Regions from separate parts of the Homo sapiens genome. Here all the other regions are linked to region 5. The links are chromatin contacts, found by Hi-C or POLR2A ChIA-PET in ENCODE. All regions are on one chromosome and are shown on one strand. Each heading gives the region's core, a stretch centred on a gene start or an enhancer-like site at or near the end of the contact. The rest is flanking DNA. Distances are from core to core; before and after follow the strand shown.

Region 1 (3,111 bases), core at 334-2,833, 510 kb before region 5:
ACAACCTCCACCTCCCTGGTTCAAGTGATTCTCCTGCATCAGCCTCCTGAGTAACTGGATTACAGGCATGTGCCACCACACCTGGCTAATTTTTTTGTGTGTTTTTAGTAGAGATGGGGTTTCTCCATGTTGGTCAGGCTGGTCTTGAACTCCCAACCTCAGGTGATCCTCCTGCCTCAGCCTCCCAAAGTGCTGGGATTACAAGCGTGAGCGACCGCGCCCGGCCTCCTTCTTTCTTTATGAGACTGGGTCTCGCTCTGTTACCCAGGCTGGGGTGCAGTGGTGCAATCATAGCTTACTGCAGCCTTGACCTCCCAGGCCCAAGGAATTCTTGGACCTCAGCCTCCGGAGTAGCTGGGACCACAGGCGCGTGCCACCACACCCAGCTAATCTGTAAATTTTTTGTAGAAACAAGGTCTCCTTATGTTGCCCCCGTTGGTGAGAATACATTTCTATTGTTTAAACTACCCAGGTTGTGGTTATGGCAGCTTTAGCAACGAACACAGGGGGCCGGGCACGGTGGCTCATGCCTGTAATCCTAGCACTTTGGGAGGCCAAGTCGGGCGGATTACTTAAGGTCAGGAGTTCGAGAGCAGCCTGGCCAACACTGCAAAACCCCGCCTCTACTAAAAATACAAAAATTAGCTGGATGTGGTATAACCTGGCTACTCCAGAGGCTGAGGTATGAGACGCACTTGATTCCGGGAGGCGGAAGTTGCAGTGAGCTGAGATCACACCACTGCACTCCAGCCTAGGCGACAGAAAAAAAAAAAAACACCCATAAAAATAGAAGAAAAAAGAAAGATAAAAAAGTAAAGTAACACAGGTGTCATTTGAAACTGAGGCCTGAATGATGAAAAAAAGGCACATCGTATGAAGATTTAGAGGGAAGAAAGTTCCATGCAAGGTCAGGAAGAGAAAAAGCAATGGCTGGAGGGTACGAGTCCAGGGCGGTGAGATAGAAGGGACTGGAAAGCTAGGCAGGGGCAGTTCTTGCAGGACTTGGCAGAGGAGGGGACAGAACTGGATTTAATCAGCTTGGAGGCGGTTGTCCCTTGAGCGACAGAAACAGCTGTTAAGAACGTCACCCAGAGCGTTAGAGGGCAGGAATCTAGGATGTATTAGCTGCAGCACATAATAATGACAACGTGAAATGACCGTGCCCTCTCTGCGCTGCGCCGCCCGGCCCCCGACCTTTTTGGATGGTCGATGTCAGCGCCAGCCTTCCGGGGCGCTGGCCTGGGCTCAAGTCAGGCAATGACCAGGGGCCGGTGAGCTTTCATTTCACCTCCCCCAAATCTCCTTTCCCCAAACTCTAGACACCCCCAAAACACACAATCTAAGTCAAATAATCTCTGCAAATGCAACCTGCAGACAAGTCCCCCAACTCTTCCTGGAAGAGACAGATTCTGGAGGCGCAGAGGCACTGCCAAGGGGGCCGCAACAGACCCCGAAAGACCTTGCGAGCCTGCCATGTCCCGGTCCGGAACGCCGCACGCGGGGCGGGGCGGGGCACATGCGCACGCGCGGCCCCGCCTCCCAGGCGTGGGGCGGGGCGGGCGCCGGGGCGGGGCCGTGACGTCAGTTGCGCGCGTGGCTCTGGCTGCGCAGGAACAGCTGGTGCCTCCGAGGGCGGTCGGCGAGCGCGCGGGCGTGGGGCGCTGGGGGGCCGGTCGGGCAGCGCTGCGGGAGCAGCCGCCGGCACCGCCGCCTTGCACCATCGCATCATGTCCGGGCAGCTGGAGCGTTGCGAGCGCGAATGGCACGAGCTGGAGGGAGAATTTCAAGAACTGCAGGTAGGGCCAGGCCACCTGGTCCCGCAACTCTGCTGCCCGCGGTGCAGCGCCTTGCCCTTCCTGAGCCCCCCGGCCCGGGCGGTGGGGACAGTCAGGGCCTAGGGAGTGCCCCGGAGAGGCCCTGGGGGCGGACGGGAGGCATGGACCAGCCCCCTCCCATCACCCGGCGCTTCAGCTCTTCGTCCACGTGGGGCGCCGGGTCGCAGCCCCCTCTTCCGCCGCCCTCCCACTGGCTCTCTGCTCCACGCACCCCCTTCGCTGCAGAAAGTTGGTCTGTGGCCTCTGAGGCAAGTTCCAGGCGTGTTCATCTGTGGGGGTGGTTCAAAGAGAACAGCCCAGCCCCCACCTCTGCAGGGTCTCCCCAGATCTCACCCCGCCCCCTCCCATCTGCTTTTGGTAGCTCAGCTCCCACCCCGTGCTCTGGCGGGGCAGCACTATCCTGCAGCTCTGTTTTGGGAGGTGTACTTAAGAGCTGTTCACCTTGAACCTCTAGGTTGTGCTTGGGGATTAGGGACCCCTATTTCCTGTCTTTGGGGGCTCTGACGCTGCTGCAGGCTGATTTTGGCGTGGAGAGCATCTGTCAGTTCGGACAGCTGAGTAGCCTCACCCAGTGATAGGGGAAACTCCCAGCTCTATCCTTCTGGCCCGGAGCCTTACACGGGGTGGAGTGAGGGCGGGTGTAAGGCGGGGGTCCCCTGAGAGAATGGCATTGCTGCTGGGTGTGGGGAGCGGTCCTGGCAGCAGTTGTTCCTGCTAAGAGGTTCAGAGAGGCCCCAGCTACCTACCGTGTTGACTAGAGACGCCTCAGGAAACCTTGGGGTTGACCAAGAGGGACTCGGTGACTATTTTTGAAGACAGGGCTGTTCCCTCTCCAGTCACGGGATTGTTTTTCGGGGGGTTGGCTTTGCCTGAAATTACATTGCACACTATCACCCCAGTCCTCTCATTTGGAGCAGTGACATTGTCCCTGTCCATGTACCTCTTGTCTGCAGTTCAGTTGGCCTCCTACAGTGTGCAGAGGGGAGAGGAGGTTGCCAAGGGTGTCTCTGATGGGTCTTTCTAGACACGTGGTTGTAGATTCTGATCAATAGACAGAGGGTTGCTGGAGAGCCGGGGCAGGAATGGGGGTGCCCTTTCAGGCATGAATAGAGGGGAAGGGACCTAGACACATCTCGACCTGTCCAGCATGTGTAGGTTGATGCCTTCTCTTCTAGGGCCTGGGTCCCATCCGGTTCTCAGGGGACTGTTTTGGCTCCACTCCCACGGAGAAGACTCAGCCACTTCTTGTTTTGTTTTGTTTTGTTTTGTTTTTGTG
Region 2 (3,202 bases), core at 665-3,164, 930 kb after region 5:
TCTCTCGACTCCCGCAGTCCACTTCTCTCCCCTGCTGCCTCCCACGCCTGAGCAGCTGGGGAAGACCAGGAGAGAGAATGGCCCATTCAACACTCACTACCCAGAGAATCTGGAGTCTTTGCCTGGCCATCTTCAGGGCAGAGGATGTACTGTCCTGTTCACTTGGCAAGCCACTCCTTACAAGAAAAACAGCCCTTCCTAACTCATTGTGTTTCTCTCTGCAGTGGGAGAGGGCTGGAAGTCCATTCCAACCACAGAATACAGTCCCTTCATGGAAGGAAAGTAATTTAACAGCAACAGTCCAGGAATCAGACAAGCTATGGTCCCAGAGGCAAGCGTTGGAGGGGCCTTCTGCTCCACGGAGACACTGACTCCACGCAGGGTACTGACCAGGGCAGGAGACCAGAGATGAATCAACTCCAGCCCGGGAGCTCACCGTCCAGCAGGGGAGATAAGGCAGATGGAAAAGTAACTATAAAATAAGGCAGACGGTGATAAGAGTTACACAGGAGATACAGATAGCAGGCAGTGGGAGTTCAGAGCAGAGAGGAGTCTGGGGGATGGATGTTAGGGGAGATTCAGATGAAGGGGAGCACTTACTGCCTTCCCTCCAGAAGTGGGGGGTCTATCCTAGCAGCTCTGGTCACTCCCAGGTGGAGGCCGGGGAGAGAGCTGGTTGTGGACAAAGACAGATGTTCCAGTGAGGTCTCCTTTGAAGAATCCCGACTCTGGGTGGGGGAGGCAGGTAGGCCGGGGTGTTTGGAGAGGCACCCAGCCCACACTTCAGTGGGAGGGAGAGGAGTGCAGGATGTCTCTGCAGGAGCAAGTCGGTGGAAAGGGGACAAGCCTGGAGGACTTGCCTTGAAATGACATTTGCACCGCGCGCACTATGTTCACCTGGAGTGGCCGTTTGGGATTTCTTGCGGGGAGGCAGTGCACACTGGGGCGGGGGACACTGAACTTTCCCTCTCCCCAAGGCCCCCCGATCAGCCCTGCCACGGATAAGAAAGGATTCGGGGTGGGAAGAAGACAGAGCCGGCACCCCATTACCACACGAAGGGGGCACTGAGGATGGAGACGGGCCACACCCCAACCCTGGGCCCCCGACAAGCAGAGGCCACGGCCCGGGCCTGGGGACGTTCAGCTGGAGGCGGGAAGCAGAGAAGGCGGGCCGGGGGCTCACCTCCGCTTCCTCCCGATAGCCCCTTCCTCGCCCTGGCACCGGCACTGCCCACGCCTGCCCCCCGACCGCTATGACACTTGTCCCTGGCGGGGGTCCCCCACGCGGTCGCGACCGACGGAAATTCGGAAATCAGCGTTTCGGGCACGGATCCAGGGCCGGCGACTCACTGAGGCCAGGCTCGGGCGGTCTCCCGAGCGGGGCTCCCGTACGCCACACCCTCCTCCCTGCCCGGGTCTCCGCTCCCTCCTCCAGCCCCCGGCGGGCTGGAGGCTCGGCGGGCGGGCGGGCCGGGGCCTCTCTGGGAGCCGCCGCCCAGATCCCCAGGTCCCCGGCCAGCGCCCGGCACTGCGGGACTCACCGCGGGCCTGCGGAGCGGCCGCCCGGACGCACTCACCCCGCTCGGCGCGGCCGCGGGCTCTGTCCTCTTCGGGGCCCCGGCTGGGCCGCCGCCACCTCACGCCGCCTCACGGGGAGCGCCCGCCCCGCGGCCCCGGCCCGGCCGGCTGCGCCCCGCGCGCCCCCGCCGCCTGCTGGCCCCGGGCGAGCGGCAGAGCCCCGGCGGGCATTGCTCCCGAGCGTCGCAGGCGGGCGGCGGCGGCGCACGTGCTGGCGGGCGGCTCTCGCTGAGGCGGCCGCGAGCTGAGAAGGAAGCGCCGGGCGGGCGGCCGGGGCCGGCTGGACAGCTCTACGCCGCGGCGCCGCGGTGCCCCGCGCACCCCAGCGGCCGCTGCTGCCCGCGCGCGCCGGGCCGGGCTCGCATTCCCTCAGTGGCGGCGGCGCCTCCTCAGGCCGCGCGGGGGAGCGGCGGCGGCGGCGGCGGGGGCGCGTCCCTGCGGAGTCTCGGCCCGGCCCCGCCGCCTCCGCCGGAAGAAACCTCTCCGACTCGGGCAGCCCGCCTGGTTCCTCAGACCTGCCGCGGCGACCCCGCTCCTCCCCGGCTCGCCCGTGTCCTCAGGGCCCGGGACTGGACTCGGGGGCGGCGGCGCGGATCCCCGCCCCGGGCTCCTCGCCCACCGTCCGCAGCAGCCGAGCGCACTCGGGGGCGGGAACCGGCCGACTTGCGGCCACTGTGACTCTTAAAACAGCCTCATTTTAAAAAATGAAGTTTCTTAGGAGCGAAATGGTAAACCAGGGAGGGCAGAGCGCAGCGGGCAGCTCACCGAAGCCCAGCCCCGGGCGCGGTGCTCGCCACACGGTGGGTCCGCGCTCTCCCCTCAGGACGCCCGGGCCGCGGCCCAGGGAACGGCAGAGCCGGGAGCGCAGCCGTCCCGGTCCCCACCTCAGGGAGTAGCTGGAAGAGGATCACGAACAGTTTAATCCGGATGATCTGGCACGACAGGGCTCTCCAATGGGAAGAGCCCCCGGTGGGGGAGCGCCTGGTGACATTCCTTAAAAACATGAGGTGTTTGTTAGGTTGAGCCAGGGTGGACTTGTTTGGCAAAATCTGAAGTCATGGAACTAAAGAGAGCACACCTAAAACTTAGTGATGTGTGACCCATCCCTACTTGTCACCTTATAAGGCTGAGGAGACGGCGGTGCTCCCCTGGAGGAGAGAGGACAAGCTAAAATTAAGGCGGCCTAGATGACTCCAGATGAAGCCGGGGAGGCCGAGCCCCTGACAGCTGCTCACCTCCTGGGGTCACGGCAGAACCCAACTGAACGGGCCAGGAAGGCCATCGTTCCCGACTCGCCTCCAGGTGCCCCTGACCATGACCACGCAGAGGAGGACCAAGGCGTACCACCATCACCTAGAACGCTTCAGCTCCTTCCCTCCACCAAGAGGTGCCCTAGGATCCATCCAGAAAGATCTGCGGAGCCCACAGAGTCCCAACGGGAACTGTGCTCCTGGATGGACGCCCCTTAACCCATAACTCAAGGACTTCTCTATGCCTGGGACTTAAAATCACCAACAACCCGCTCCTGCAGCCAGCTAGCAGAAATAAACACACAAAGGCCACACGCCAGTTCACAGCCACAAGTATTTATTGAGTGCCTGTAGTGCAAGAAAGAGAGATGGTC
Region 3 (2,777 bases), core at 22-2,521, 700 kb before region 5:
CTTCAATACAGAAAAACTCCCATCCAGGGAGCTGCAAACCCTTTCTGGGTTTCCCAAGACTCTCTCCTCAAAGCCACAAATCAAGTACCACGAATCTCAGATGTGTGTCTGTACGTGGCTCAGAGGGTGTGAATGCTGGAGAGAATCCCCAGGCCTGGGGAGGACCTAAAATACTCATCTAGGGGCTGGGCGCGGTGGCTCATGTCTGTAATCCCAGCATTTTGGGAGGCCGAGGCGGGTGGATCACTTGACCCTAGGAGTTCGAGACCTGCCTGGACAACATGGCAAAACCCCGTTGCTACTAAAAATACAAAAATTAGCCGGGCATGGTGGCGTGTACCTGTAATCTCAGCTACTAGGGAGGCTGAGGCAGGAGAATCGCTTGAACCCGGGAGGCGGAGGTTGCAGTGAGCCAAGATTGCACCACCATGCTCCAGCCTGGCGACAGAGCAAGACTCTGTCTCAAAAAAAAAAAAAAAGAAGAGCAGGCGCAGTGGCTCACGCCTGTAATCCCAGCACTTTGGGAGGCCAAGGTGGGCAGATCATGAGGTCAGGAGATCAAGACCATCCTGGCTAACACAGTGAAAACGTGTCTCTACTAAAAACACAAAAAATTAGCCAGGCATGGTGGCGGGTGCCTGTGGTCCCAGCTATTCGGGAAGCTGAGGCAGGAGAATGGTGTGAACCCGGGAGGCGGAGCTTGCAGTGAGCCGAGATTGCGCCACTGCACTCCAGCCTGGGCAACAGAGCAAGACTCCCTCTCAAAAAAAAAAAAAAAAAAAAAATACTAATCTAGGTCAGTGGACCCCAGTCTCTGGTCCTTTAGTTTTCACTGGTTGGAAACAGAATGAGAAAAACTATCAAAGTTAAAGTACTATCCTTTATTCTGACATTTTATACTTGTAACTTTTTTAGTGTCAGAATAGACCATGGGGTTTGTTGATCTTAACACCCATCTTTAGCAAAATTATAAGTTGGCAACTCTGTATCTGTTCCTAAGTTTTTTTTCACTGGTCCATGAAATCAATGGCTGGGAACCGCTGAACTATGCTGCACCCTCCCTCCCACCCTACCCCACCCCTGTATCTCAGAGGGTGGCAAATTCCAACTGTCCCTTTTCTACTTCCCAAAACTCCAGGGGAAAAAATCCTGGTATCTCAATGCATGACCCTTCAGGCCAGAAGTCTTTGCCAGGACCTAACTGGACTCCTGCTTGCAGCAACTCAAATGCACATTTCCTCTTCCTGCCTTCAATAGACAGCCACGCCCACACCCCTGCTGCCAGGGCTTCTCAAGACCTCCCCCAGCTTGCTTAAGTCACCAACATCAACACCCACACCATCCCACACAGGGGAAAAGTGATGAGCCACCTCCCAGCTCTGCATAAGGCCTGGACAGAGAGACTTAAGGCCTGTTAGGCTCAGAGGATGGGGTTGGGAGGGAACTTGAGGGTCCCAGAGTTCAGCTCCACCCCACCACCATTGTAGAGAGAGCTGAGGTGCAGAGAGAGGAAGAGACCAGCTAACGTCACAGAGTCAGCAGCAAGGCCAAGAGCCTTCCAGTCATCCTTTGAATCCAGGGCCAATCCAGCAACACCTGCAGAGTGGATTGAGCACAGCTTAGAAGGAGGATGCCACCTCCTTCCCGAGTCTCCACTACTCCACATCTGCCAGGGTGTCCCCTATAAACGCTGACCACCAAGTGCAGTTCCCTTCCATCCCAAGCAGGGGTCGGTCCCTTCCCTGAGCCAAGCAGGTCTGAGGACAGACCTGGGGCCATGGTAACAAAGTCATCCCCGCACTAAACCCTGCTACTTCCAAATGCCAAATCTCCCTAATAGGGAAGTCTCCAGTTTCTGCCCAACTTTCTAGAAGCACCCAGGTGTTGGAGGCCCCATCCCCATAGCAGGAACTGCTACTACAACCACCACTAGTGCTTGATGTCCAGACCTAAGACCAGTTTCTAGCCCAACTCTCAGAAACATCTTGGTGGCCTCAAAGGATACTCCTATCCTCTGGTCCAAGCTTCCACCCAGTTGTAGATTGTCTGCAAGCACCTTGAGTCATCCATATCTACTTTCTACTTGTATGCCTCCAGTGACAGGGAGCTCACTACCTAACAGAGCAAGTTATTTCAACACCACTCGGCTATACTCCTTTCAGGAGACAATCCTTCACCTGGCTGACTGCAGTTACCATATGCCTTCACTTCCTCATGTAAAGCAACCCAATTCCTCCTTCAAACACATCTCACCTGATGTGGTTTCCAGACACACCCACACCCCACTTCAGGTTGATTTAACCTCCAAAGTACAATGACCAAGAGGAACAAAACCTCCTTCCTACAGGCTAGGTGCGGTGGCTCACATGTGTAATCCTAGCACTTTGGGAGGCCAAGGAGGGAGAATCCCTTGAGGCCAGGAGTTGGAGACCAGCCGGGACAACATGGCAAAACCCCACCTCTACTAAAAATACAAAAATTAGCTGGGCATGTTGGCGCACGTCTGTAATCCCAGCTACTTGGGAGGCTGAGACTTGGGAGGCTGAGACTTGGGAGGCTGACATGAGAACTGCTTGAACCTGGGAGGTGAAGGTTGCAGTGAGCCAAGATCACGCCACTGCACCCTAGCCTGGGTGACAGAGCAAGACTGTCTCAAAAAAAAAAGAAAAAAAGCACAACTCCTATGTGTGGCCTGACCCCCTCCCTCTACACAGCAGGACTATCACCTCTCTCATCCTAGGTAGAATGCTTCCATTAATGCAACCTAAGAGATAATT
Region 4 (3,070 bases), core at 548-3,047, 870 kb before region 5:
GAGCCTGCAGTGAGCCGTGATCGTGCCACTGCACTCTGGCCTGAGCGACGGAGCGAGACTCCGTCTCAAAAAAAAAAAAAAAATCCTCTCCATGAGTGCACTCATCCACCTCTATCGCATTTCATTCATTTTACAAAAAACTACTCAGGCATTCTAGGAGGCTTTGGGGATGTACCAGTAAACAAAAACAGGACTAAGTACTGAGCTGGTGGAGGTTACCGTCTAATGGGAGAGAAGGCCATCACTCACGTAACCATGAATATAAATGGAAAAACCACAACTGATATAGGGGAAGGTATATGCCATATGTGAACACACTAAAATGAAAATTCTAGTAATATTGAGCATTTACTACATGCTAGTAACAGTTTCTACTATTGTTCCCATTTTACAGAGAGAAAACTGAGACCCAAATGAATTAAGGAACTTAATTATCTGAGCTAAACCTGTGTCTGCAAAATGAAATAACACATGACGGCCGGGCGCAGTGGCTCACTCCTGTAATCCCAATACTCTGGGAGACCAGACGGGAGGATTGCTTGAGTCCAGGAGTTCCCGGCCAGCCTGGGTAACATGGCAAAATCCCGTCTCTACAAAAAATGCAAAAAAATTAGCTGGGCGTAGTGACCCGCGCCTGTACTCCCAGCTACTTGGGAGGCTGAGGTGGGAGGATCACCTGAGCCTGAGAGGTCGAGGCTGCAGTGAGCCGCGATCACACTACTGCACTCCAGCCTGGGCGACAAAGCGAGACCCTGTCTCAAAAAAATAATAATAATTTAAAACAAATTTTAAGTAAAGTGCTTAGCACACAGTTAAGTATTCAATCAGTGCTCGTCCTTGGCTTTATGCCTTTTTTTTTTTTGAAACGGAGTCTTGCACTGTCGCCCAAGCTGGAGTGCAGTGGCGCGATCTCGGCTCACTGCAACCTCCGCTTCCCAGGTTCTAGCGATTCTCCTGCCTCAGCCTCCCGAGTAGCTGAAATTACAGGTGCCCGCCACCACGTCCAGCTAATTTTTTGTGTTTTTAGTAGAGACGGGGTTTCACTACGTTGGTCAGGCTGGTCTCGAACTCCTGACCTCGTGATCCACCCGCCTTACCCTCCCAAAGTGCGGAGATTATAGGCGTGAGCCACTGCGCCCGGCCCGGTTTTATGGCATTTTTACTGTTTATTACGGTCCTCTAGGATAGGGAGCCTGTATGACTTATCCCTGTGTCTCCAACGCTCTATTGTATAGCCCCATTTTAAAGAAGATACAGGATCTGAGACTCTAACTCTCAGCTAATAAATACTGGAGCCAGACATGAACTTGCAAAAAAAAAAAATGCATGTAAAGCGCCTGGCCCACCGTAAACGCTCAGTACGTGTTAGCTACCGGTAGTAGCTATCTTTATTTCTTCACGTTCCTCCAGGCAGGGAGAGTATCTGATGGACACGAGTGTCCCCAAGCCCAGGGTTCCGCACAGAGCAGATGCTCAGTAAAAGTTTGCTGCACGAGCAGGAGCCAGCGGGCGCCTCTCACCTGCAGCAGGGGCAGGAGCAGCTGGTTGAGCCTCCGCCGCTCCATGAGGCTGACGGCGCCCTCGCCTGTGCGGCTCATCTCGTTCAGCAGCACCAGCACCGCGATCTTGTACGGCGTCACCCAGTCCTTGATGCCGAACACATTGGCGTGCACAACCCCATTGGTCATCATGGGATTGAAGTAGAGGCTCTCGTGGACGCTGGCCATGGCGGCCCGAGACTAAGTCTCGGGCCCGCGGCGCGCTGCCGCCAGTTGTCACCACAAGGCACAACACTACCGGGTCTACATCTCCGCCCGCCCTCACAATATCCCAGGAAACAGACATCCGCGTGCTCGCGGCATTTGTTAACCAATCAGAGCAGTCTGTCAGAGCACATGGGAGAGCGACAGCCAGTCAGAATGTACAAGAGTGCGGGGAGGGGTGCACCAAAAGACTGACTCCCTACAGAAACTTTTGCCGAGTGGGAGCAGGTTCCCAGGCTACGTGGACAGGGACCGGATGGGAGGGGAAGTCGATGCTTGGGGTCGGGGCTGAAGGGACTGAGGAGCTCCCAAAGTGGTTTTTTTGTTGTTGGTTGTTGTTGTTGGTGGTGGTGGTGGTGGTTGTCGTTGTTGTTGTTTGAGACGATATCTCGCTATGTTACCAAGACTGGAGGGCAGTGGTTATTCGTAGACGCCCTCAAAGAGCACTGCACCCTCCCAAATCCTGGGCTCGAGCGATCCTCCCGCCTTCCCGAGAAGCTGGGACTACAGGCAGCGCGCCTGGCTTGTTCATGTAATTTGAAAATAGTTCAAATAGAATGTTTAAATGATTGTGTTTAAAAGTACCGAAATTAAATTTGCACCCTTAAAGTATGTATTTATTATGTTACTTTTAAACTCAAATGTTTAGGAGTTTAACTCTGTCTTTTTAAAGATAGGAACATGAGATTTTTCTTCAGCGTTTCACAAATGCCATTTGCAGACAGCCAGATCAGGTTGCCAGTGGTCGTGTATCCTTACGTGAAATAGAACATTAGCAACATCACCTCCATGTGCTGAGTCAGTTTCCTACCTAATAAACTACAAAATCTATACTCTGCATTTCAAAGCCCTCCAAAAGCAATCCCCAGCCAACATTTTGAACCTGATTTTTCACAATTCCCCTTCCGTTCATCTGTACCTCTCCCAAGACACTTAGTTCTCTATACCCTGAATTATTATTAATGATCTGGTATCCCTATTAGTCTTTATGTCCCTTGAAAGAAAAACCACATACCATTCAACTTTGGCTATCCACATGCACACACTGTGCCTTGTGCCTTTTGTTTTGTTTTGTTTTGTTTTGAGACGGAGTCTCCTCTGTCGCCCAGGCTGGAGTGCAGTGGCGCGATCTCTGCTCACTGCAAGCTCTACCTCCCTGGTTCACGCCATTCTCCTGCTTCAGCCTACCGAGTAGCTGGGACTACAGGCATCGGCCACCACGCCCGGCTAATTTTTTGTATTTTTAGTAGAGACGGGGTGTCACCGTGTTAGCCAGGATGGTCTCAATCTCCTGACCTCGTGATCCT
Region 5 (3,234 bases), core at 406-2,905:
GGAAGGGATGGGAGCACTGGGAAAAACTATGGTAGCTTGTCTAATGCTTCACCGCCCACTTGAGACTTCAAGAGGACACGGTACACTAGATAAGAATCACTGCACACGACAGTACCTGTGCAATAGGAACCGCACACAGGGTTACTCCAAAGCCAATCGTCACAGTTTTGTGCCATGGTCTTATCAATTCTGAGAAACACCGCTTCTTAAAGTTAGCCACAACAGGAACACACAAACACTGTCTGTACCTGGAAGTAGAAGTCAGATTTCATAAGGCACGACCGCCAATCTGTAACAGGCTCTTGGATTTACTTGCAGGGGCTGTAAACTCAAACTCGAGCCAAGCAGGAACCTAAATGAGGATGCAGGACAGCTGAGGGGTTTTGAAATTTTCAACATACACCAAGTTTAAAATGTTGCCTCAGGCAGGGTGTTGGTGGCTCACGCCTGTAATCCTAGCACTTGGAAGGCCAAGGGCAAGGCGGGAGGATCACTTGAGCCCAGGAGTTCACGACCAGCCTGGGCAACATGGCTGGCAACATGACCCCGTGTCTATTAAAAAAAAATAAGTAAATAAAGGCCGAGGCGGGTGGATCACTTGAGGTCAGGAATTCGAAATCTGCCTGACCAACATGGTGAAACCCCATCTCTACTTAAAACACAAAAATTAGCCCGGAGTGGTGGCACGCTCCTGTAATCCCAGCTACTCGGGAGGCTGAGGCAGGAGAATCGCTTGAACCTGGGAGGCAGAGGTTGCAGTGAGCCGAGAGCGCCCCACTGCACTTCAGCCTGGGCAACAGAGCGAGACTGAGTCTCAAACAAAACAAAAAGAAAAAAAAAAATTAGCCGGGCGTGGTGGCGGGCGCCTGCAATCCCAGCTACTCGGGAGGCTGAGGCTGAGAATCGCTTGAAGCCGGGAGGCACAGGTTGCAGTGAGCTGAGATCTCGCCACTGCACTCCAGCCTGGGCGACAGAGGCAGATCTTGTCTCAAAAAAATTAAAATAAAATAAAATGTTGCCTTTAAACTTTTTAGAAACGGATGCCACAATAACCGCTCCTGCAGGCAGAATTTAGCTCTGGACCCCTGGCCTGGGTGCCAGTTGTGTGTGACGGTCCCGCTACAATCGCCCAGGAGCCTGCAGCGCTAGGTAGAGAGCCCTGCGCCAGCTCCCCCGGCCCCTTCTGCCCTCGGGAGGACGTCTTCAGACGCTCGTCTCCCTTCCCGGACTCCCCCCATGCCGTGTCCCTCCTCCTCTCCACGTCTCCTCAGGGACTTCGAGTGGCTGACGAGGGCTGGTCAGGAGGCGGAGCAGCCCCAAGAAGGCAGCCCGGGGTCTCGGGGACTCGTTTCTAGAAGATGGACGAACTGAAAAGGAAGCCGGGCTTGACCCAGGGGGCGGAGGCGGGGCTGTCCTCAGTCCTCCCGACCGGAGCGAGACGCCGCGACCCAGCTGGGCGGACGAGAGATGAGCGCGTAAGGAAGGCGGGCGCCGTGGGCCGGGCCACAGCGCTGTCCGCGTCGGTCCCTCCCTCTGGTCCTGTCCCCTCTACGCGGCCGCAGCGGTACCTGAAGAATGAAGTTACGCTGCGCGACAGCCAACTCTTCAGAGCCGCCATTGTGCAGCGCGCGGACGCCAGACGCACACGCCGGAAGTGACGCAGCTTCGTGAGCGCGGAGCGGGGCACGGCCTCCACCTGAGAGCGCCTCGCCCCATAGCCACGCCCCCACCCAAGGAAGCAGTCGGGATTGGGCAGGCAGGGGGAAAGGGGGCGAGGCTTAGGGCAAAGGCTGTAACGGCCGCGCAAGGCAACCAACCGCCGGAACTTCCGCGCGGGGCGGGGCATATGCAGGGCCTGAGGGCGCGGAGGTGGGTCCGGCGCGGAGCTGAGTCGGGCGCCGTGACGCTGGCGGGTGGGCGGGGACTCAGTTCGGGCCAGGGCTTGAAGGGAATTTCCTGGTGAGTTAGGGAGGCGGGGCCGGGCGGGAGGCGGGGCCGGGCGGGAGGCGGGGCCGGGCGCGGCGACGGCGCTGTCACTTCAGCACCAGGAAGTAAGTGGTCCAGCCGGCCAGCAGCAGCGCCCCGATGAGCACCGTGTAGCTGAGGAGCACGAAGGCGAGCAGCTCCCGCAGCAGCTGCAGCACGTGGACGGTGGACGAGGCCGGCATCGCGCTGCGCGGGAGCCCCAGGACGGTCGGCGGCCTGCCGGGCTGGCGCCGTCCCAGAGGGGCGGACGGGAACACACGAGGTCCTGGCCCTCGAAACAGCAAACGAAGGCCAGGAAGCCCACAGTGCCGACCTCCCCAACAGCCTCCTGGACGCTCGCTTCTCGGTTACACTGGAGAATCCTTCTCAACCCAAACTGCCCTCGTTCTTCGGCTCTGATCCGGGCTGAGGAGGCAGAAGCCCGGCTCTTCCCCGCGCCCCGCAGCTGCATGAGTTTTCCTCCCTGGCCCGCTCCTCCCACCACCTCCTGCATTTTTAATGCTGTGAGTGCCGCTAATGCGCTGGTGGAGTAAACCTTTCTTTTCCCGTCACTCAAGCTGCAGCCCCAGCTGCGGCCCTGGCTGGAAGGGGAAGGGGAGAGAGACCCATTTGGGCAGGAGGAAGGCACAGGCCCAAACCTGCTCTTCTGTGAGTCCCCTGGCCCCAAGGCTTGCCAGCAGCAGAGCTGGAGGATCTTTGCTTTGTGGTCCAGCATGCTTGCCTTCTGGCCAGCTGGGACTGCAGGGTGCCAGGTGGTGGGTGGGCATCAATCCGATCCTGGGCTCACCCCCGCCACCGTGCTCTGTGCATCTGCCCCAGCCCTGCTAACTTCCACCAGAGACGACATCAGACAGTAAGAACCCCACACCAGCTCATCAGACAGTAGGAACCCTACAACACCTCCAATGCTGCTTTGCCCAGCCACTCCCCACAGTGTCAGGCACTGGCTTCCTTCTCTCCCCACCTCACTTACTTGGCAAAGTTTCCACGAATCTTCCACCCTGAAGCTCCGCGGTTCTGTCTGCTCTGGTGCCCAAAGGTAGCTTGTGTGTATTCTGCGATCTCGGCAGAACTGAGATTTTCAAGCAGCGGCACTCAACAACTAGGTGTGGTCTAGAGACCAATTACAACCTCCGCGTGGTCCCCGAGCTCTCAGGGAGCTGCGCACAGGCGTTCCTAGCCCAGGCGGGGCGCTGGCAACCCTGCCCGCCCTCTGCCTGTGTCGCCACCACAGCCCACAGGGCTCAG
Region 6 (3,260 bases), core at 588-3,087, 830 kb before region 5:
AGAATGGCGTGAACCCAGGAGACGGAGCTTGCAGTGAGCAGAAATCGCGCCATTGCACTCCAGCCTGGGCGACAGAGCGAGACTCCGTCTCAAAAAAAAAAAAATTTTTTTTTTTAAGAATTGTCAGGCATTTTCATAGCAGCTGCATCATTTTACATTCCCACCATTCATGTATGAAGATTCCAAATTCTCCACATCCTCACCATCTATTTTCTTTCTTTTTAATGTTACCCATCCTTGCAGGCGCACAGCGGTATCCATGGATTTGATGTGCATTTCCTTGATAGTTAATGATGTTGAGCATCTTTCATGTGCTTATTAACTCTGGAGGTAGACCTGCCAGGCCTTTTCTAATGAGGGACAACCATGGCTTTGTACCCCAAGAACATTTTTATTGAGTTGCTTTGTGTCTAGATCATTAGGAGAATTAATTAATACTTTCTCTTCCAATGAAGCTCAGCTGCGTCCTACATCGTGAATGAAAGGCTTTCTGTACATTTTTCCAAAAAAAACCTAGGACTATTATGGATAAGAAGTGACATTATCTGAGCAGCACTTGAAGCAAGAGAAATACATACTCTGATGCATTATTTCAGTCTAAGGAAGTGGCCTGCCACGCACTCTCTCTCTCTCCGTGTGTTTTAATCTAATATAGCACAACTTGTCGAAGCAAATCTATAATGTATATAAATAACAGAACAGTCTTAGGTCCTCATGAAGAGCGAACTGACTTTTTTATGTTTAAAATCTTAAATACTGGTTAAGTTAGAGGTGAGATTAAAAAGTGTAGGAAAATCGGCTGGGCCCGGTGGCTAATCTCAGCACTTTGGAAGGCCGAGGTGGGCGGCTCACCTGAGGCCAGGAGTTCTAGACCAGCCTGGCCAACACAGTGAAAACCAGTCTCTACTAAAAATAGAAAAAATTAGCCGGGTGTGGGGCGGGCGCACGAAGTCCCAGCTACTAGGGAGGCTGAGGCAGGAGAATCCTTTGAACCCGGGAGACGGAGGTTGCAGTGAGCCGAGATCACACTATTGCACTCCAGCCTGGGCAAGAGCAAGACCTTGTCAAAAATAAAAAAAAGGTGTAGGAAAATAAACTGTCATCCAGTACAGCTGAAGAAATCGATACCTTAATTTACAACCTCAGTTTCTCTGTCCAAAGGCAATTCCAAGACTCGAGCAAATTCTTTTATTATGCTACGATTTTGGTTATTTTGAATACAGCTTTTCAAAGAGCCCTTGGGATTTGAGAGCCCTTGGTTTTCTAAGTGTTTTCAATAAGTCTTGTTTTTAAAGGCCGCGTCCTAGCGAGTGCAGCTGCCGCTCCTTACCGGACCCACGAGTGAGGAGCCCCGAGGTCATCACCGAGCATGAACGCGGGAACGTCTGGGAAGGAAATCTGAGGCCCTGCTCTGACGGTCATAACAAAGGCCTTCGAGCCAACCGGCGTGTTCAAATTCACCACGGCCCTTCCCGCGCTCCCCTCCCCGGAAACTTGACCACCTAGCCCAGAAAGCCGCAGCAGCTTCCTCAGGGACGCTATCTCCCATTTCAAACACCCAACCGAGAAAGCAGCGCCGCAGCGCGCCTTCCGCCACGCCCAGGTCCGCAGGTCTTCGCTCGGGGCGGAAAAGAATCCTCCCCGCGCACTCCCAGCCAGGAGGAACGCCAGAGGCCCCGCCCAATCCCTGTCGCTTCATTGGCTCTGGTGACCGGCCTCCCGAAAGTCGGCTTCCTATTGGTCGTCGTGGCCGCCGCTCTGCGCTTTTACCGGGGCACGCGGCGAGCGTGACCACGCCCCTTACGTCCGGACGCTCGGTCGCCTCCCGGGGCGCGGTAATCACCGCCCAGAGGGAAGGAGGTCGGCAGTGTGAGGAGCTGCTATGGTGCTGAGTTTCCTGGTAGAGCCGGCCGAGCTGAGGCGGTCGCGGCCATGAAGGTGAGGGGCCGGTGGAGCCGGACAGACCCTCCTCGCCAATCCTATCCTGCCAGGGCACCTGAAGCGCCTCCTTTCTTTCCGCCTTAGCGGTTACCTAGTCGTCATCTCGGAGAGCTGCGCTGAGGGGGGTCGCTTGCCCGGCTTCAGGTGCCCCAACCGAGCCAGGGCAGGCTGCCGGACCCTCTCGAGCTCCTCCAGTGCCACCCCCGTCAGCGACCCGAGCGGTGGGGAGAAGCCGGGCGTCCCTAGCGTTCGCGCCGGGTGGGCCCCTCTCTGCGCCGGGCCCTGTGCGCCTCCTCGGGGGCCTGAGGCAGAGCCGCCAGGGCTCGCCTGAGCCTCGGTCCCTTGGCGCGCGGCGTGCCCTTTCCCGCCCCGAGTCCTTGAACTAACCCAAGTGTTGGGGACATCGTGGGACCGAGGAGAACAGGAGGGGTGCAGGGGGTGGTGAGGCTAGGGCCAGGCTAACGGGTTAAAGAACTCTCAGGGTGGGGATGCCACCCGGAAGGGGTGCTTCGTAGGCTGCACGTCGGGGCCGCGAACTAGAGAAGGCTGGATGTGCCTCCATCGCCACTAGGTAAACGCAGCAAGGAATTTGGCAGCTTGAGTTCTCCAAGGTGGGAGTGAGAGCGTGGGAGCATTACTGATGAGAAGTTGAAGAAAAGGGGAAAGGGGAGCGGGGTTTCCGGCCTACTTCTGAGAGATGATTCTCAACCCGATCACTGAGAGTTCTGAAGAGCTTTGTGAACAGCAGTCAGTTCAGGGTATTGATTCATTTGCCGAACTCAAACCAAGTGGGATGAGTCATAAGGTGATGATAACTTTCAGACCTAGATGGTTTCGTTAATCTCAGTGCAGAGGTGTGCTGGGGGTGGGTAATCTAGCAGGTGAGCTGCTAGATTAACGCTGTCTCCATAAAGCGTCAAAGATTTACTATAGAAGATTGAAAAAGAGTGTCAGCTGGTCACAGAAATTCAGCACATGTTTTGTTGAACGTTTTCTGTGCGTTAGCCAAGAGGGAGACATGGTGAAGAGAAGTAATTCAAAATACAGTCTCATCCCTTAGGAAGGCAGTTTACCATTCAAAAGAAGAGTTATTTGTAAGTAACCATATTACAAGGCAGAAGGCTATAGGTATCAAAAAAAAAAAAAAAAAAAAGGCAGGGACAAAACACAGGAGCCAGAAAGGATACTTCTGGCTACAGAAAGCAAGGAATATTTTTGGAATAGGTAACTTTGGAACTGTGCCTTGAAGTATGAGGATATTGTAAAAGCTTATTTTTAACTTTCCAGTTTAGTTATAAAATATTATTACAGCTTGAAAT

What was found. Hi-C counts contacts between places; a loop is a spot of excess contacts on that map. ChIA-PET counts read pairs that join two places held with the same protein, here RNA polymerase II (POLR2A). Pooled maps may share reads with other maps.
Region 1: a map of naive thymus-derived CD4-positive, alpha-beta T cell shows a loop between it and region 5 (5-fold over the local background). The contact joins the promoter of TMEM120B here to the promoter of DIABLO in region 5. A Hi-C loop is called at or near these places in 1 of 168 maps with a recorded cell type or tissue (naive thymus-derived CD4-positive, alpha-beta T cell), 1 of 37 single-sample maps with no recorded cell type and 9 of 50 pooled maps. POLR2A ChIA-PET finds 5 or more read pairs at or near these places in 3 of 52 experiments (CD4-positive, alpha-beta T cell, MCF 10A and OCI-LY7).
Region 2: a pooled map shows a loop between it and region 5 (4-fold over the local background). The contact joins the promoter of PITPNM2 here to the promoter of DIABLO in region 5. A Hi-C loop is called at or near these places in 1 of 50 pooled maps. POLR2A ChIA-PET finds 5 or more read pairs at or near these places in 2 of 52 experiments (GM10248 and HEK293).
Region 3: a loop to region 5 is called in a pooled map, with 4 times the contacts of the local background. The contact joins the enhancer-like site here to the promoter of DIABLO in region 5. A Hi-C loop is called at or near these places in 1 of 37 single-sample maps with no recorded cell type and 5 of 50 pooled maps. POLR2A ChIA-PET finds 5 or more read pairs at or near these places in 1 of 52 experiments (B cell).
Region 4: a pooled map shows a loop between it and region 5 (24-fold over the local background). The contact joins the promoter of ANAPC5 here to the promoter of DIABLO in region 5. A Hi-C loop is called at or near these places in 1 of 37 single-sample maps with no recorded cell type and 7 of 50 pooled maps. POLR2A ChIA-PET finds 5 or more read pairs at or near these places in 2 of 52 experiments (activated CD4-positive, alpha-beta T cell and activated T-cell).
Region 6: a loop to region 5 is called in a map of CD8-positive, alpha-beta T cell, with 5 times the contacts of the local background. The contact joins the promoter of RNF34 here to the promoter of DIABLO in region 5. A Hi-C loop is called at or near these places in 3 of 168 maps with a recorded cell type or tissue (CD4-positive, alpha-beta memory T cell, CD8-positive, alpha-beta T cell and naive thymus-derived CD4-positive, alpha-beta T cell) and 11 of 50 pooled maps. POLR2A ChIA-PET finds 5 or more read pairs at or near these places in 5 of 52 experiments (B cell, CD4-positive, alpha-beta T cell, GM12878 and 2 more).

Annotation. Positions count from the first base shown.
Region 1 is chr12:121,711,169-121,714,279 of GRCh38, forward strand. TMEM120B (transmembrane protein 120B) reads left to right here and starts at 1,584. Exons shown (of 12, transcript NM_001080825.2): 1 at 1,584-1,796. The coding sequence starts at 1,728. RefSeq lists silencers at 1,426-1,685, 1,696-1,745, 1,926-2,055.
Region 2 is chr12:123,149,176-123,152,377 of GRCh38, forward strand. It overlaps PITPNM2 (phosphatidylinositol transfer protein membrane associated 2), which reads right to left and starts at 1,915. Exons shown (of 26, transcript NM_020845.3): 1 at 1,578-1,915. It also overlaps a transcript of MPHOSPH9 not described here. RefSeq lists silencers at 1,469-1,558, 1,659-1,798, 1,819-2,078, 2,099-2,298.
Region 3 is chr12:121,529,465-121,532,241 of GRCh38, forward strand. The region is part of intron 8 of KDM2B (lysine demethylase 2B); the gene reads right to left. Among named protein-coding and RNA genes, the nearest start is that of KDM2B-DT, 50 kb to the right of the region's middle. RefSeq lists an enhancer at 34-535. Within about 2 kb of position 1,272, at least 23 of the 41 ENCODE cell types and tissues checked have a DNase peak (open chromatin) inside an H3K27ac peak, as active enhancers do; they include B cell, where a contact is called at or near this core.
Region 4 is chr12:121,350,614-121,353,683 of GRCh38, forward strand. ANAPC5 (anaphase promoting complex subunit 5) reads right to left here and starts at 1,798. Exons shown (of 17, transcript NM_016237.5): 1 at 1,521-1,798. The coding sequence starts at 1,727. RefSeq lists enhancers at 873-1,548, 1,541-1,800, 2,225-2,900, 2,901-3,070.
Region 5 is chr12:122,224,397-122,227,630 of GRCh38, forward strand. It overlaps DIABLO (diablo IAP-binding mitochondrial protein), which reads right to left and starts at 1,656. Exons shown (of 6, transcript NM_001371333.1): 1 at 1,569-1,656; 2 at 116-248. The coding sequence starts at 1,618. It overlaps LOC128125816, which reads right to left and starts at 2,168. Exons shown (of 1, transcript NM_001414998.1): 1 at 2,034-2,168. The coding sequence starts at 2,168. The coding sequence ends at 2,034. LOC101593348 (a long non-coding RNA gene) reads left to right here and starts at 2,046. Exons shown (of 1, transcript NR_103497.1): 1 at 2,046-3,234. RefSeq lists enhancers at 58-963, 1,373-1,422, 1,433-1,672, 1,726-2,020, 1,970-2,801 and 1 more and a silencer at 1,963-2,102.
Region 6 is chr12:121,398,281-121,401,540 of GRCh38, forward strand. It overlaps RNF34 (ring finger protein 34), which reads left to right and starts at 1,838. Exons shown (of 6, transcript NM_025126.4): 1 at 1,838-1,938. The coding sequence starts at 1,933. RefSeq lists enhancers at 1,381-1,460, 1,946-2,477, 2,478-3,009.